2 separate regions of the Homo sapiens genome follow, and region 2 is linked to region 1. Evidence: read pairs that join two places in POLR2A ChIA-PET (ENCODE). Cell type or tissue: MCF 10A. All regions are shown on one strand. Each heading gives the region's core, and the rest is flanking DNA. Links, peaks and the distances in the headings are about the cores only.

Evidence for each region. ChIA-PET counts read pairs that join two places held together with the same protein. Peaks named below come from ENCODE experiments on the same cell type or tissue, not always from the same donor. Only the 100,000 strongest peaks of a DNase experiment are listed, where the experiment ranks them.
Region 2: POLR2A ChIA-PET joins it to region 1 with 7 read pairs; 5 of 35 experiments call an interaction of 5 or more read pairs at or near these places.

Annotation. Positions count from the first base shown.
Region 1 is chr6:149,449,178-149,459,734 of GRCh38, forward strand. ZC3H12D (zinc finger CCCH-type containing 12D) reads right to left here. Exons shown (of 6, transcript NM_207360.3): 4 at 7,489-7,723; 5 at 3,439-3,545; 6 at 1-2,302. The coding sequence ends at 1,506. Among named protein-coding and RNA genes, the nearest start is that of ZC3H12D, 31 kb to the right of the region's middle. RefSeq lists enhancers at 1,990-2,541, 2,542-3,093. In MCF 10A, for the core only: no CTCF peak of the experiment used is centred there; a DNase peak (open chromatin) is centred at 5,494.
Region 2 is chr6:149,322,883-149,327,882 of GRCh38, forward strand. The region is part of intron 1 of TAB2 (TGF-beta activated kinase 1 (MAP3K7) binding protein 2); the gene reads left to right. Among named protein-coding and RNA genes, the nearest start is that of TAB2, 7.7 kb to the left of the region's middle. RefSeq lists a silencer at 1,177-1,377. In MCF 10A, for the core only: no CTCF peak of the experiment used is centred there; no DNase peak of the experiment used is centred there.

The sequences.
Region 1 (10,557 bases), core at 3,229-8,228:
GCTAGAAGAAACGGCACCAGGAAGGTGGCAATAAACTCTGACTGAGCTCATGTCAGTTTTCTCCTAACCCACCTGTAGATTTGAGAGCAAAAGTCCTGACTCATCCAGCCCCAGTGTAACTGTGAAGTGCGGCTGTCATGTTTACAGTCCCAGTTACTCAGGAGGCTGAGGCAGGGGGATCACTTGAATCCAGGAGTTTGAGGCTGCAGTGAGCTATGATCACACTACTATACTCCAGACAGAGTGACAGAGTGAGACTCTGTCTTTTTTTTTTTTTTAAGACGGAGTCTCGCTCTGCTGCCCAGGCTGGAGTGCAGTGGCATGATCTCAACTCACTGCAACCTCCGCCTCCCAGGTTCAAGTGATTCTCCTGCCTCAGCCTCCTGAGTAGCTGGGACTACAGGTGTATGCCACCATGCCTGGCTAAATTTTTGTATTTTTAGTAGAGACAGGGTTTCACCATGTTGGCCAGGCTGGTCTCGAACTCCTGACCTCAAGTGATCTGCCTGCCTCAGCCTTCCAAAGTGCTGGGATTACAGGCATGAGCCACCATGCCGGGCCGAGACTCTGTCTGTTTAAAAAAAGAAGAAGAAGAAGAAGTAAAAGAAGGCAGCTCAGCTGGTACAGTAGAAAGCCTATTCTGGAAACTGCCATGATGGATGGCTAATAAAATATTGGAGATACTTAACCCTTAGCCAAACAGTATGTGTCTGTGTGGTGTGTGTGAGTATGTACATGTATGATAGACTGTGTGTGTGTGTGTGTGTGTGTGTGTGTGTTTGTGTGGTGGGGGTATGTGTGTGAAGGCCCCAGAAGGTGGCCCTGGGACAAAGCGCTCCTACCACTTGTCCCCAGCATAGGACAGCCACACAATTCAGAGCACAGGAGAGCCCACACCTGGAGGCTGGGCTGCCCTTGCGGGTGGGGTTAGCAATAGCTAACATGAAAACTTCCAGATAGCAAACCTCCCCTGGCCACCTGACTACATATTTCAAACATTACCTGAAGCAATGAAATTCAAGAGCATTCATAGTCTTTTTTAAACTTCTGACTACGACCCACATTGAGGTTAGTTACATGGCTGCCAAGGGGGTGGGGACACAGGATAGGTAACAAGAGTTCAGACTCAGCCTGATGGCACAGGGTGCGCTTTGCCCTGTCCCAGTCCACTGTGTTTGTGGTGGTGACCCACTAAATTGATTTTGTGACCCACTTGTGGGTTCTACTGCAGCTTGGACCCGCAGTCTCCGTGCACATGGAAAATCATTCCCTCCACGGAAGTGGGTGGACCTCCCCGCAGCAGGCCCCGGCCTCAGTGAGGATCACCAAGTGCCACCAGGCCCCCACAACCCCGCTCAGGAGGAGGAAGCAGGCTTCCCTGACCATCTTTAAAGAAAAGGGGGCACCATGATGGGCCCACTCAGGTCCAGGCTGGCAACCACAGGTCCACCCGTCCAAGACGCAAGGCGAGGCTGGGCCATTCCCTGCAAGTGCGTGTTGGTCCCTTAGGGCTTGCCCAGGGGCGCCCCCGCGCTCTGGCATCTCTGTACCAGGAGGATGAGCCTGGCGAGGTCTGAGAGCTCCGGGAACGCGGCCATCACGCGGTCCACCTGGTCACGCGGGAAGACGCTGTAGAGCGCGATGCGAGCCCGGGCGCGCGCGTCCCCCTCGTCGTCCTCGGTCGCGTACACTGAAAGTCCCCCAGTGGCGCCGTCGCCCCAGGCCGGCTCCGCCCAGACGGAGCGCCCAGGGAAGCGGTCGGAGCGGGGTGGACGGGCCCACGGGTCGTCGGGTGGCCTGCGCGGGGAAAGCAAGTCGCCGTGCAGGTCCCTAGGGCGGTGTTCGCCCCGCGGCTGGAGCTGCAGGCCGGGCGGAGGCGGGAGGTCGCCCGGGGAGAACTGGCTCTCCGGGCTAGGGAGGCTGAGCGGGCCTGGCACCCGGCCGCCCGCGGACACCCAGTCGGGCCCGCCCAGTCGGGGCGTGAGGCTGCAGGCGGGGACCGGGAGAGGCGGCCCCAGGGGCCCCAGGTCGTCGCTGAAGGCCAGCCGAGAGAAGCTCCCTCGCAGGGCGGCCAGGTCCGGGGACCCCCGCGCCGGCGGGAGGCTGTGCGCAAATGGTTCCCGGGGGGCCGCCCGGGCTCCTGCGGAGCCGCCCGGGGCTCTCGGTGGCCGCTGCTCCTCGGCGCCCGCGCCAGGCCGGGCCCCTGTCTTGGCGCGGAGCTCGTCGGCCACCGCCAGTTGCGCGTGGTGCGGCCTCTCCGGGTGGTAGAACTTGCACTTGATGCCATAGGTGCATTTCTTGCCTGAAAGGGGCGGGGGCAGAGAGGGCGCGACGTGAGGCCCGGGGGCGCGGAGGGGCGGTGGTTCCTGGTGCATCCGGGGAGTGCCGGCCCGCGGCCTCTCCGTGGAGATTCCTCCAAGCAGGCCCCCAGGCCGCCGCGGACTCCTCAGACTCAGCGCCCTGGAAACGCCTCAAGATCTGGGCGCGGGGCCGAGGTGGGGAGAAGTGCCCGGGAGGCGCGGGCGGCCTGGGTGAGGGGGCGCTGAGCACACTCATCCCAGGGTATGCAGAGGAGTGTCGTTCCCAGGTCCCTTTGACCAGGGACTAAGACCAAATCTCTGGATTCAAAGACTTTCAGCCTCCAATTGCCCAGGGACCCTGTGGATAGGGCCAGGCTTAGGGAGCGGGCGGTAGGGAGTGGGTGCTCGGGGCAGAGGACTGCGCCTGCAGTGCCGCCTCAGTTCCCACCGTTCTCCGTGTTCGCTGTGCTAACGCTTGCCCTCACCCTGCACGCTGTTCTAACAGAGTCGTGAACAAATGGTCAAGTGTTACTATCCAAACCCAAGGCTTCTGAGAGTGAAAGGGGGAAGGAGGAGTCAGCCTGAATGTATGTATGGTCACCTAATTCTAACAAGAAATGATTGACTGTCACCCAAGTCTTTACTGAACTTGGAAACATCAAATAACTTGACGAAGCAAGTCAGTGAAAGAGCTGGCTAGAAGGCTGGCATCCCCCAGGGTGCTGGGATAAAATTCTTAACTCTTCATGGATAGCAGTGACCAAAGTCCATAGGGTGGAGGGGTGGAGAGCAGGGTAGGGTGAGGACAGAAGCTGCCAGGGGCCAGGTGAAGGGACTGAGACCCGCAGCTGGGTTTGTGTCCAGGCTCCCGGCTTCTCAGACACAGCTTTGCTGTGTGCATGACCCCTGCATCCGACCCTGGCATGGGATCCTGGCTCCCATGAAATCACCGGCCAGGATGTCAGTTCTACAATAACCCTGTCAGGAAAGTTAACTCTCCAGGTAGCACAGCTGGAGGGCAGAACTTGGGCAAGAGCCCAGGCCGCTGAGCACCAGGCCAGCGCTTTTTGACTGTGCTCCTGTACTGCCCCCACACAAGGCCCTGAACAGGGCCTGCGAAGCACTGGGCCCTACCCACCATAAGGACAATGCTGCCAGGATGGCTCTGGGGGCTTCGGCTTCCTGCTCAGGAAGTTGCTCAGGGAGGGTCCATGGCGGCCCAGGGGGTCATCAGGCGGCATGAACCTGGAAAATAAGCACAGGGGCAACTGCAAGACCACCTGGGATTTGCCACCAGCACCTGTACAAAGGGAGCAGGCCCAAGTTCCCCAAGAACACCAGGAAGCATTCGGCCCCGGGCCCACCATCACCCAGCAGGATGTCACAGCATCTTAAAGCAAAACCTTCCCTTCACACTGAACCCCATGCAGAGCACACAGCACAGCTCTGGCCCTCTTTGGGTGTTTCTCCTGTTGTGGTTCAAGCCAGCAGTGTCAGAATCACCTAGCAACTTAAAAATGCAGTCATCTGAGTGCAGTGGTTCACATGGGTAATCCCAACACTTTGGGAAGCTGAGGCAGAAAGATCCCTTGAGCTCAGGAGTTCAAGACCAGCCTGGACAACATAGTGAAACCTTGTCTCTACAGAAAGCAAAAAAAAAAAAAAAAAAGAAAATTAGCCAGATGTGGTGGTGAATGCCTTTAGTCCCAGCTACTCGGGAGGCTGAGATGGGAGGATGGCTGAGCCTGGGAGATGGAGGCTGCAGTGAGTCATGATTGTGCCACTGCACTCCAGCCCCGGTAACAGAGTGAGATCCTGGCTAAAAAAAAAAAAAATGACAGCCTCCGAGCTTCGCGCAAGACCTGCTTCATCAGAATCTGAAGTTGTTCAGGAATCTGCACAACTGGGAGATTGAGGTGGGCAGATTGCCTGAGCTCAGGAGTTCACAACCAACCTGGGCAACACGGTGAAACCTCATCTCTACTAAAAAATACACAAAAATTAGCTGGGCATGGTGGCGGGCACCTGTAGTCCCAGCTACTGGGGAGGCTGAGGCAGGAGAATTGCTTGAACCCGGGAGGCGAAGGTTGCAGTGAGCCGAGATCATGCTACTGCACTCCATCCTGGATGACAGAGTGAGACTCCTTCTCCAAAAAAAAAGAACTTCCCAGGTGATTTTTATCCAGGAAAATGAAAGTATAATTGCTCTAAGGGCTCCTCTGGCTTCCCACTGTCCTCAACAAAAGGTTAGAAACCTCTATGAGGTTAACAGCTCCAGAAAAGCCAGGAGTGGTGTCATACCCCTGTAGTTCCAGCTACTAGAAAAGCTGAGGAAGGAGGATCCCTGGAGTCCAGGAGTCCAGCCTGGGCAACAGAGCTAGACTCTATCATCTCTAAATAAACAAACAAACAAAAAACAGTTCCAGAAGGTTTCAGAGTTGTATGAGCTCCTTGAGGCTTAGGTCCCATTTCTCCTGTGTTTCACCCCGTGCCAAACACAGCTCTGGGCTGTGAACCTCCAGGCGAAGAGATTCAATAGGAACAGGGAGTTTGAATCAGTGAGGAAGTGGATCCCAGGTGCTGCCTGCACATACAGCCACCTCGCAGACTTAACCTCCTCCTCTGCGCACCCTGGGGGCACAGGGTCTGGTCTTAGTTTCCTTGGCTGCCCTGCCCCTGATCTGCCCTTCTCTCCTCCCTGGCATGGAGCCCTAATGAGGAAGGGAATGCATGCTCAGAGTTCAACAGGGAAAACCCAATTCCTCAGAAGGAAAACGCCCCTCGCTGAGTGAGGTCCACTTTTTACATAAATACTTTTGTTCCCAAGGCCACTTCCAGGTCATACAAAGGTTCTGTAGAGAGGTTGGGATTGTAAATCAAGGAGAAGATGTTTTATGGGTTGCTGTCCCCCTAAGAATCCAGAGTCATGCTGAAGTCCCACTCTGCAGAGAGCTGGGTGATCCCCGGCCCTGTGTGGCCTCCATAGCTCAGCTCCCAGCTGCACAGCCGGCTTCTCAGAATTGGGCCTTGACCAAGAATCTGGGGAACCGCCCACTGTGGTTATTAAACGTTCCCAAAGACTTCCTCTCCTGCTCTCTCAGGAGCAGGAGCTGTGCCAAGAGGGCCCTGTGGACGTGCCCGGGGCACCAGGGCAGGCGCCCTCGCTCACAAGCGGGCGGCAGGTCCTGCCTCCTGGCAGGCCCTTAACGGAGGCCAGTGCGTCAAAAGGACTTGGCTCCCGCCCCAGGCTGTCATCAGGCCAGAGATGGCCATGTCCCTGAGAGCTCAGTGAGGATTTCTGGAGCCCATAGTTACCAGACTAGCCAGATTCCTCCAGGCTACAGACGGACAGTGAGAGCCGCTGGCCTTTTGTAGCTGGAAATGACAATGGGGGCTCCTGCAGGGCGCTGCTGCCATGCCTCTGGCCCTCCACCTCCACGGCTGCAGGGGCAGTTGGCCTTGGGGACCACAGTACCCCCTGCTGCACCATGTCCTGGGAATAGCTGCTACCACTTCTGGGGCACAATTCTCTCTAGTCCTCACAATGATCTCAGAGGTGACATTATTAATCCCTTTTCAAGGTGAAGAACATTCAGCTCAGAGAGGTTGAGTGGTTCCCCCTTGACTCCCAGCCAGTAAGTGGCAGGGCCTCAGATGGAAACCTCACCTGCCCTCTCCAAAGCCCCAGCCCTTTCTCAAACACCACACTGTGTCCCTGGGTCCAGAGTCAGCAGCTGCTCAGCCGTGTGCAAGCAGCCTAAGCCCAGACCTCTTTCCCCATCGACCCTTCCCCAGCCATAGCCATTCACTCGGTCATTCCTTTACAACTAGTTACTGCACCCCTGTGGGCCAGGCGTGCTGGAGACACCGCACGTAAGACAGATACAGTCCCGGCCCTCACAGAGCTGAGGAGTTTGTCTAAAACCACGTTCCAAAAAGTCAGTCAGAGAGCCCAGAATGAGGGCCAAGCTAACACTGCCTGGAACAGAAATGGAAATGGGAGCAACAGCCCAGCTGGCTGTGCTCTGTCACACGCTGCTCGGGTCTCCAGACCCTCATCCACCTTGCCAGTGTCTGCCCTCACCATTAGCTGAGTGGTTTGTGCCTGTGGCCCTGTGTCCCTCTCTGCCTCCAGCCATAGCCGGTTGGTCTGGGATGAACTGACCCAAGAGGCCTATTTCAGGGCTACATGAACCAGCCAGGTTCTCTTGAACATTTCAACCCAGAGTCAGGGCCAGGCAGGGGGAGATATTTACAGCCCAGAAGAAAAGATTCTGGGCTGGGCTCAGTGGCTGACACCTAAAATCTCAACACTTTGGGAGGCTGAGGCAGGAGGATCGCTTGAGCCCAGGTGTTCAAGGCTGCAGTGAGCTGTGATCATGCCACTGCACTCCAACCTGGGCAATAGAGCAAGACCCTGTCAAAGAAAAAAAAAAATCTGTTGCCTACTCCCATATGTAATTCAAAATTTTGATTTAAAAAAAAAAAAAAGACAGCCAGGCACGGTGGCTCAAGCCTGTAATCCCAGCACTTTGGGAAGCCGAGGTGGACAGATCACAAGGTCAGGAGATCGAGACCATCTGGCTAACATGGTGAAACTCCATCTCTACTAAAAATACAAAAAATTAGCCAGGCATGGTGGTGCGTGCCTATAATCTCAGCTACTCGGGAGGCTGAGGCAGGAGAATTGCTTGAACCTGGGAGGCAGAGTTTGCAGTGAGCCAAGATTGAGCCACTGCACTCCAGCCTGGGTGACAGAGCAAGACTCCATCTCAAAAAATAAAATAAAATAAAATAAAATAAAATAAGACAAAAACCTGAAATAAGTGAAAAGCAATACAACAAAGTACAGATCTTTTCCATGATGACTATTTCAATATTCTGAAGTATGCAATTCTGTTTTTTTAAGTTAGTGGTGCCCTAAACACATGCTTGCATGCTTGGCCCACCTCTTGGGCTTCTCTGTGGTGTGTCAGATGTGGCCCTGGGAACAGCAAGGTCAGAGCAAAGCAGCCCACCTATTGGGGACGTGCCCGCCGAGAATGCGGACCTGGGGGAGCTCTGTCTGAGGGGCTGGGTGACCGGGTGACCCCAAGCTCCTCCACCTGGTAGCAGGCGTGGCCACTGCCTCGACCCCGGCCCCCCGCCCCGCCGCCCCCCAGGGTGTCAGGACCCCAGCCGGACCTACCGGTCGTTGACGAAGGAGAACATGAGCAGCCTCTGCTCGATGAACCACTTCCACTCGGGGTTCTCGCTCTGCAGGTCCCGGTAGTTGTCGTTGGAGACGATGACGCCGTCCTGCTCGTAGGCCACCTTCACGATGTAGCGGTCGTCGTAGCAGACCAGGCGCTTGCCGTGCACCTTGCGGGACGGCGTGTACACCAGCACCGCCTGCCGCTCCAGCTCCGCCAGCACGTGCTGCTCTGAGGGCGGGGCGACGGAGACGCGGGTGAGGGCCCAAGGGCACCGCCCCTGAGAACCACCCCCAACGCGAGGCCACCCGCTTCCCGGGCCGGTCAGATGAGGTTTTGAGGGGAGCGGGGAAAAAACACCAGTTTTTGCCGCCATAGCGTTCGCTCCTTTCACTCAATTTCACTGAATTTGCCTGAAGCCCCAGGTCAAGCAGGCAGGCGCGTGGCTTCCGTCCTGCCCACATCATGACAGGAGTCCAGAAAGCGATACTCTACAAGGGAGAGTCACTTCAGAAGGAAGGGTTCAGCCACAGCCCTTGTCCTTTTGAGGGTTCCATGCCACAATGCCCCTATCGCAGCAGGCACAGGGGCCTCCTGGAGAAAGACATTCCTGTATTAACCCGGACCTTGATGATGCCTTCAGCATGACGGGGAGCCTGGCATTCACCTGGAAAGCCCTGCATGGGCCCCTAGCTGGGAGCCAGAGGTCCATCTTCTCCCACCATCCAGGAACCTGCCTGGGACACCTTTGGGATGGAGCACCCCATCACTGACAGATACAGGGACTCAAGAACATCATAGAAAGCATCCAGGACTAGGAATCCAGCCTGGAGTCTGGGCCGGGCTCCAGTTCCTGGGTACTTCACCCCGGTTGAATGTCCATCCAGTTTTATATTTATAAAATGAAGATAGCAACGCCTCCTCTTCCTGTCTCAGAGTGTCTGTGAGTGGACTGAGCTCAAGTGAGTGCGAGTTCTTGCAAAAACTAGTCAAGAGGTAAACATGCACCAGATGGTACAAACATTACAAGGCCTTTCTTATCAGAGGCTAAAATCTGCATCCCAGGAGGGTCAGCTGTTTGATCTGGATTTTGCCTTTGGAGACATGCAGGAAAAAAAAAATCCGTTTGACACATAATAATTACTCAGGTCCCTCAAGTTTAAGTCCTTTCCCATATGACACTGTTGGCTGATTTTTAAAACGTGCATAATGCAGCTATGGTACAAAGAACAAAAATAAAGACGCCACATATCTAGCACCTCCTTTGAGAAATAGGAGGTGGCTCATGTTTGGAAGTCCCCTCTGCCCCCTCAGTCTGCGATCCTCTCCATTCCCCTTAAGCCCTTAGGACAACCCTAGTTTTAGAACTCCGTGTTTATGATTTCCTTGCTTTTATTTTTAAAAATGCAGATTATGAGAATCATTTTCTTTCTTTCTTTTTCTTTTTTTTTTTCGTTTCTTTTTTTTTTTTTTTTTTTTTTTTTGAGACAAGATCTCACTGTGTCACCCAGGCTGGAGTGCAGTAGCACAATCATGGCTCACTGCTGCTTCTACCCTCAAGGCTCAGGTGATCCTCTTACCTCAGCCTTCCGTGCAGCTAGGACTACAGGCATGCACCACCACGCTCAGCTAATTTTTTTATTTTTTGTAAAGATGGGAATTCGCCATGTTGCCCAAGCTGGTCTCAAACTTCTAGACTCAAGCATCCACCCACCTCAACCTCCCAAAGTGCTGGGATTACAGGCGTGAGTCACCATGCCCCACTGAGGATCATTTTCAGTGTGGTTACACATCAGACTTGACACAAATGGAATCATACTATACATATACTTAAGCAGCTTGTCTTTTTCGTTCATCATTGTGTTTGCGAGGTTTGGTTGTGCCATATGTTCATCACTATTAGTCCTGCATCTAAGTCCCCGGCACAGAAGAGGCAAGGACCTCTTCAGGGTATATCTCCAAGAGTGAATATGGCTGAGCTGTATGGAAGGCACTTTACAAGGTAATGCCAAATTGTTTTCCAGAGTGGCGATGCCAAGTTACATACCCAACACAGCACATAAGACAACCTTGCCGATACTTGGCATTTTCAGGCTTTTGGATGTTTGCCAATCTGGTGGGCACAAAATGGCCTCCTATTGTGGTTTTATTTTGCATTTCTCTGGTTGCTAATGAGATTGAGCATCTTTTCATATGTTTGTATGTTTATATGGCCATATATGTTTTCTTTTCTGTAAACAGCTTATTCATGCTTTAGCCCATCTTTCTGTTGATTCATTGTCTTTGTCTCTTTGATTTGGAGAAGTTCTCTCAAGATCTAGGCAGTAATCCTTCATCAGTAATGTGTGATGTGTAACCCGCCCCCACACCCTCACCCCAGTTTGAGACTTGTCTTTCCACTTTTTTGTTTTTGTGGTATCTGTTAATGAATAAAAGCTTTTATTTTAGTATAGTCAAATGTATTCATCTTTCTTCATAAGTTTGCACTTGTTGTGGCTTATTTAAAAATTCCTTCCCTATCCCAAAGTAATTTCTCTACTTTTCCCACATTATATTTAAGTATTACACTACTGTTGAAATTCACCATTCTTCACATTCAGACCATAAAGAATAATTCAGGACAACCAGTTCATGACAGGGAACTGAACACAAGTATTTATATTCCCTCTTTCTCATAGTTCCAATGTAATGAAAGGTGGGGGGAGATCTATAATCATGTTAAAAGTAGGTTTGGGGACAGCAGCAAACCCAGGATTTTGACATACTTTGGGAAGACAGAAAGCAGAGAGGATTGTATTGATTGTGCAGCATGGAGGGAACCACAGCCCAGAATATGCGCAGAAGGCTGGAGTGGAGGTGGGAGCCATTGCCCTGCAGTCTTGGAGCACTTCTGGTGGTGGAGATGGAGTGGAAGTCGGGCAAAATCGGGATGACTAACAGGTGAGCTGAGCTACTCCCTGGCAGCTGCTCCCAGGAGAATGGACCTCCACTCATTTCCCATCCCTATCCCTATAAAGAAAGTGAAGCTACAACTAGGAAGGAAGAAGCCTCCCATTGTGGCTGTT
Region 2 (5,000 bases), core at 1-5,000, 130 kb before region 1:
ATAACTCAAATTGTGAATGGGATTTTTGAGGGAAGAGTGGAATAACCATGCAAGTTGCAATACTTATTTTCATTTTTAGACTGGAAGATCACGAAACAGCACCTCAAGTGCAGAACATGTCTTCCTTTCAGTCTTTACTTCACATTATTTTCAGTGGTTGGCCTGTAGTTAAGAGCTCAAGAAATACTGTGTGTTAAATGTTGAATAGTTCTTAATGATCATTTTTCTGTAAATTACAGCTCTTTTTGTAGTAAACTCCTGAGTCTGAAAGGTGACTGCACTGGAATCTCTACTTTTAATTTTAAGCACTGAATAAGATATCATTATGCAAAGTCTCTTAAATGCTATTTTGTGAATCTAGCCAAAAGTTCAAAAAATATTCTAGAAATTGAGAGGAAGAAATCAATTATTTGTAGCTAGATTAGTCTTCATTAACCTATTTCTATGATGTTATTGGCATCAAAGTGAAAAAGTAATATAGCAGTTTTTAAAAGAGTAGAAGAAAATTTATGAATAATTATTTGCTCTTAACTGTTAAAGAACAAGTTTACCTTATCTTTTTAAGATAATTTCAATGAAAGTGTAGATTTGTCCTGGTTTTATGGATTAAATAGCTTGGTCGTTTACTTACATTTCTGTGATACAGGAAATACTGGTGTTTTCACTGAAAAGTGAAAACGTCCCACCAGCATCCCACCTCCCATCTTCACAGTATTTTAAGCATTCTTCAGATGCCTAAATCTTAGTACCAGTCAACTCTTTCCTGTTCTGCTGTAAGTTATCCTCTACCTAAAGAATAATAATTTTAGCTTTCCCCAAACTTAAGACTTCTGTCAGGTTATGAGGCTTTCAGTCATTTACCCAAAATATTTCTTGGATTTTTAAAAAGTTCTCCACAAAGCATGTATCGTGTGCTTTATATTCAAATATGAACAAATAGGATGAAAAGTATTTCATTTTAGTATTTGATGTGCCACAGTACTACTTTAGAAATGAGATAGGAATACATACAACTGAATATTTTATACTCTTGTAATTTTTTTTCTTTGCTTTTTTTGAACAATAACTGTCTACTACAGGACAGAAATAATTCCTACAAGGTGTCAGTTTGAGTGGCTTCAGAAAGGAAGTCTGATTTACCTACAAACAAGTACAAGAGACAAGAGCAGTATAAGAATTTGTAGTATTTTAATTGCCTTGTTAAAAGAAAATGGAATTCTTGTTTCACTTAAGAAGAAAAACAAAAACCGGCCTAGTACCAGTGCTCCTAGTACAAGTCACAGAAGCCAGATAATAAAGTAGAGGTTGGAAAGGTCCTGCAGAGAGAGAGAGAGAGAAGCAGCAAGAGTATAGGAATGGGGATTTTAGCAGAGATTTTGGTAGAAATGTGTGAATGCCGATTGTTAATAATAGACTTGTTTAAAATAATCCATTAAAATGTGTAGGAAAGAGTAATTTTTGATCTATAAATTTTTATTCACCAGTTTATTAACCATCATCTGAATCATTAAATAATATTATTAATATTATTTTGAATTTTAGCTTAAAGTTTTACTCTCACATTGATATTAAGGAAAATTATTTTTGACCTTTAATATCTTAATGTTTACCTTTTTTAATGTTAGCAAAATTGAGCACATCACAAGTTTGCTTCCTGTCAGTTTGCCAGTGAAGCAGGCCAGAGATATTGCTTGGCTCATCAGTATAGAGCCAGTGGCAGGGCAGTTCAGGGGAGTGACTTTCCATTCCTCATCAATGAGAGAAAAATACTTGCTAATGCAGATGAAAACTTGAACTCAGCAACTTGACCTTGCAGAACATTGTCCTCAGGCCAAGCAACTTTTGTTTAGTCAGAGAAATCAACAAAAGCAGTAATTCTGATATGAACTGGGGCCATAGGGGTAGAAGAGACTTTACCTGGTTTTAAACTGTGGAAAATATTACTTTTTTTTTTTTTTTTTTGGAGTGCAGTGACACAATCATAGCTCGCTGCAATCTCAAACTCCTGGGCACAAGCCTTTCTCCCACCTCAGCCTCCTGAATAGCTGGGACTACAAGTGTGCGCAACTACATCCAGCTGATTTCTAAAAATTTTTTATAGAGACAGGATCTCCCTTTGTTGCCCAGGCTAGGAAAATACTGCTTTTGGTTTTTAGTTGATCTCTTTGTTAATTTTTCAGCTTCTCAGCCCCCACCTCTTTAACTAAATATCTTAATTTTACCGTGTTGGGAGTCAATGAAGTATAATAAAAGTTCTGGGCTTTAAAACCAGATGAGCCCAAGTTCAAACCTGAGTTCTGTTGCTGACTATAGCTATGTGATTTTAGACATCATTCACACACTCTGAGCCAAGGAGTTTTCTTCAGAAAAATGGATATAGTAATACCTACCTTACATAGAACAGGTGAATTCTTGTTCTAGTTACATTAGGATATGTAGCTTAAGTAATTGGAAGTAATTTTACATTTGGAATTTTGCTTCGTTAGGTTTTTTCTTCAAGGTATCTGTCCACTTCATTTTTCCTCAACAAATAGAATGAAAAAAGAATTTCTGTACTTTTTAATTTACTGTAACTCCTTAGACCAAGATGAAACAAACAAAACATCATCATTATTTTTTTAACTACAAAATAAACATACGGATTGTTAATTCTTTGTATTTTTCTTGCCTGTTCCTGTGGGAAAAGCTGCATTTTCAATTTGAAATTAGTCCACAAATCTATAATATAGTTCTTCTTTAGGAAAAGCATTAGAAAATTGGCATGGATAAGATTTTGAAAACACCTCAAATATGAGGTTTAATATAATACTACAAAACTTGTGCCACTTTATCTGTGTAAAATGATCTTTATACTTTTCTGTTATGTTTATGTTTTAAGACAGTGTCTCGCTATGTTGCCCAGGCTGGAATGCAGTGGCACAACCACAGCTCACTGAAGTCTTGACCTCCCAGGCTCAAGTGATCCTCCCACCTCAGCCTTCCAAGTAGCTGGGATTACAGATGCGTACCACAACGCTCAGCTTACTTTTTATTTTTTGTAGAGAAGGGTTCTTCCTATTTTGCTTAGGCTGGTCTTGAGCAGCTAGGTTCAAGGAATCATCTTGCCTTGGCCTCCCACCTAAGTGTTGGGATTATAGGTGTGAGCTACCACACCCAGCCTGTTTTAACAGCAGCTATAGCAATGGTTTTATATTTTGTTAATAAGTTATCTGTATTGCTATAGTACCAAGAAGAGTAAACAAATTGTATTATTATGTTAAAATATTGGTTATACAAATAGCATTCAATACTAATTATTACAGCAAAATAGTCTACAACAGTTACACTGGTTTACTCAGTAGATTAAGACAAAAATTTTTAGCCTGGGTGACAAAGCAAGACCCCATCTCAAAAAAAAAAAAAAAAAAAGACAGTTTAAAAAAGTCATTGCATTTTATTAAGTTCATAGGCTTAGCACATTCTGTAGTGTATATACATGAAATCTCTTAGCCTAGAGGTAATAAATATGCTTTAATCTTACACGTGTGCAGTTTTTATGCAATCTGTAAAATAAAACCAGAAGCACAAATAGGAGATTGAACCATTAATCATTGGATAAATGACATGTTATCATGGCAGAAAGAATTATAAGGTACATGTTGGTCTTTTCAGCCTTGTGTTTTTGTTATTATTTTTTTTTTTTTGAGACGGGGTCTTGCTCTTTTGTCCAGGCTAGAGTGCAATGTTGCAATCTCAGCTCACTGCAACCTTTGCCTCCTGGGTTCAAGCAATTCTCCTGCCTCAGCGTCCTGAGTAGCTGGGATTACAGGCGCCCACCACCCTGCCTGGCTAATTTTTGTATTTTTAGTAAAGACAGGGTTTCACCATGTTGGCCAGGCTGGTCTCGAACTCCTGACCTCAGGTGATCCACCCATCCTCAGCCTTGCTTTTTTAAGCGGTTTTTAGCTTTTGCTGTTGGAAAAGTCAACATGTAGAGTGAAGTATTATGCACAGAAATTTGATTTTTGTTTTGATCAAATGCCATTATTTAGAAAACCTAACATTTTCACATCCTTTTGGATAGGTCACTTAATATCAGTAATAATTAGGTCAGCAAATTAATTTTGCTTTTTTGTAGTTTGCAAGAGTTTATCTTATGTTCAGCAAAGCTAATAATTGCATAAAAATTTAAGTGGGAGAAACTGGCCTTTAAATATTAATATTCAGATCTGTGGTACAAAGCCTATTATACAGATATTTGCTTCCACATTCTTGATATCCTATGGACTATTTTGTCTTTTACACTTTTCTTTTATACTAGCATTTCCTGATTGTAGGTTTCTATTAGGGTTGTCATCATTATAAAATATAGGCAAGATGGTCGTTTTTTAAAAATTTAAGACAGATTAAATGTTCCATTTAATTACTGAGCACAAATTATGTCATAGTTGCCTGGTTAATTTTATTGATTTATTATTTATTTGTTTAGAAATGGGGGTTTCGTTATGTTGCCTAGGCTGGTCTCGATTTCTAGGCCCAAGCCATCCTCTTGCCTCAGCTTCCCAAGTAGCTAGGACTACGTATGGCATGCCACTGAGCCTGGCAACTTGGTTAATTTTTAAAAGGCAATTAGTGACCTGATAAACATGAGCGTCTGCTGTTCAGAAGTTAAGCAGCTGTATGTTGCAGATGTATGTAGGTGTCACAGTTAAGTAGTTACTAGAATTGTGAGAAAATGTGCTCAAGGAACCATCCAAGGGATCCGTGTCAAATAAAAGTTGCTAGAAATACAGATATTTTATAATTTGCATTGAGAGTGACTTACTGTTTACCCCATGATTAGCATGTACCTGAATTGTACTTGACTAAAGTACTGCTTGCCAACTCTTAGGATGATTTTATAGGAAATGGAAAAATAAGCACATGGAAATGGGGATTTCAGAAGAAAATTCCCACTTCCACATATGGCGATTCTGCTTTTTTGCATATAAAAGTGCATTGACACGTGTTGAATGCCCTTT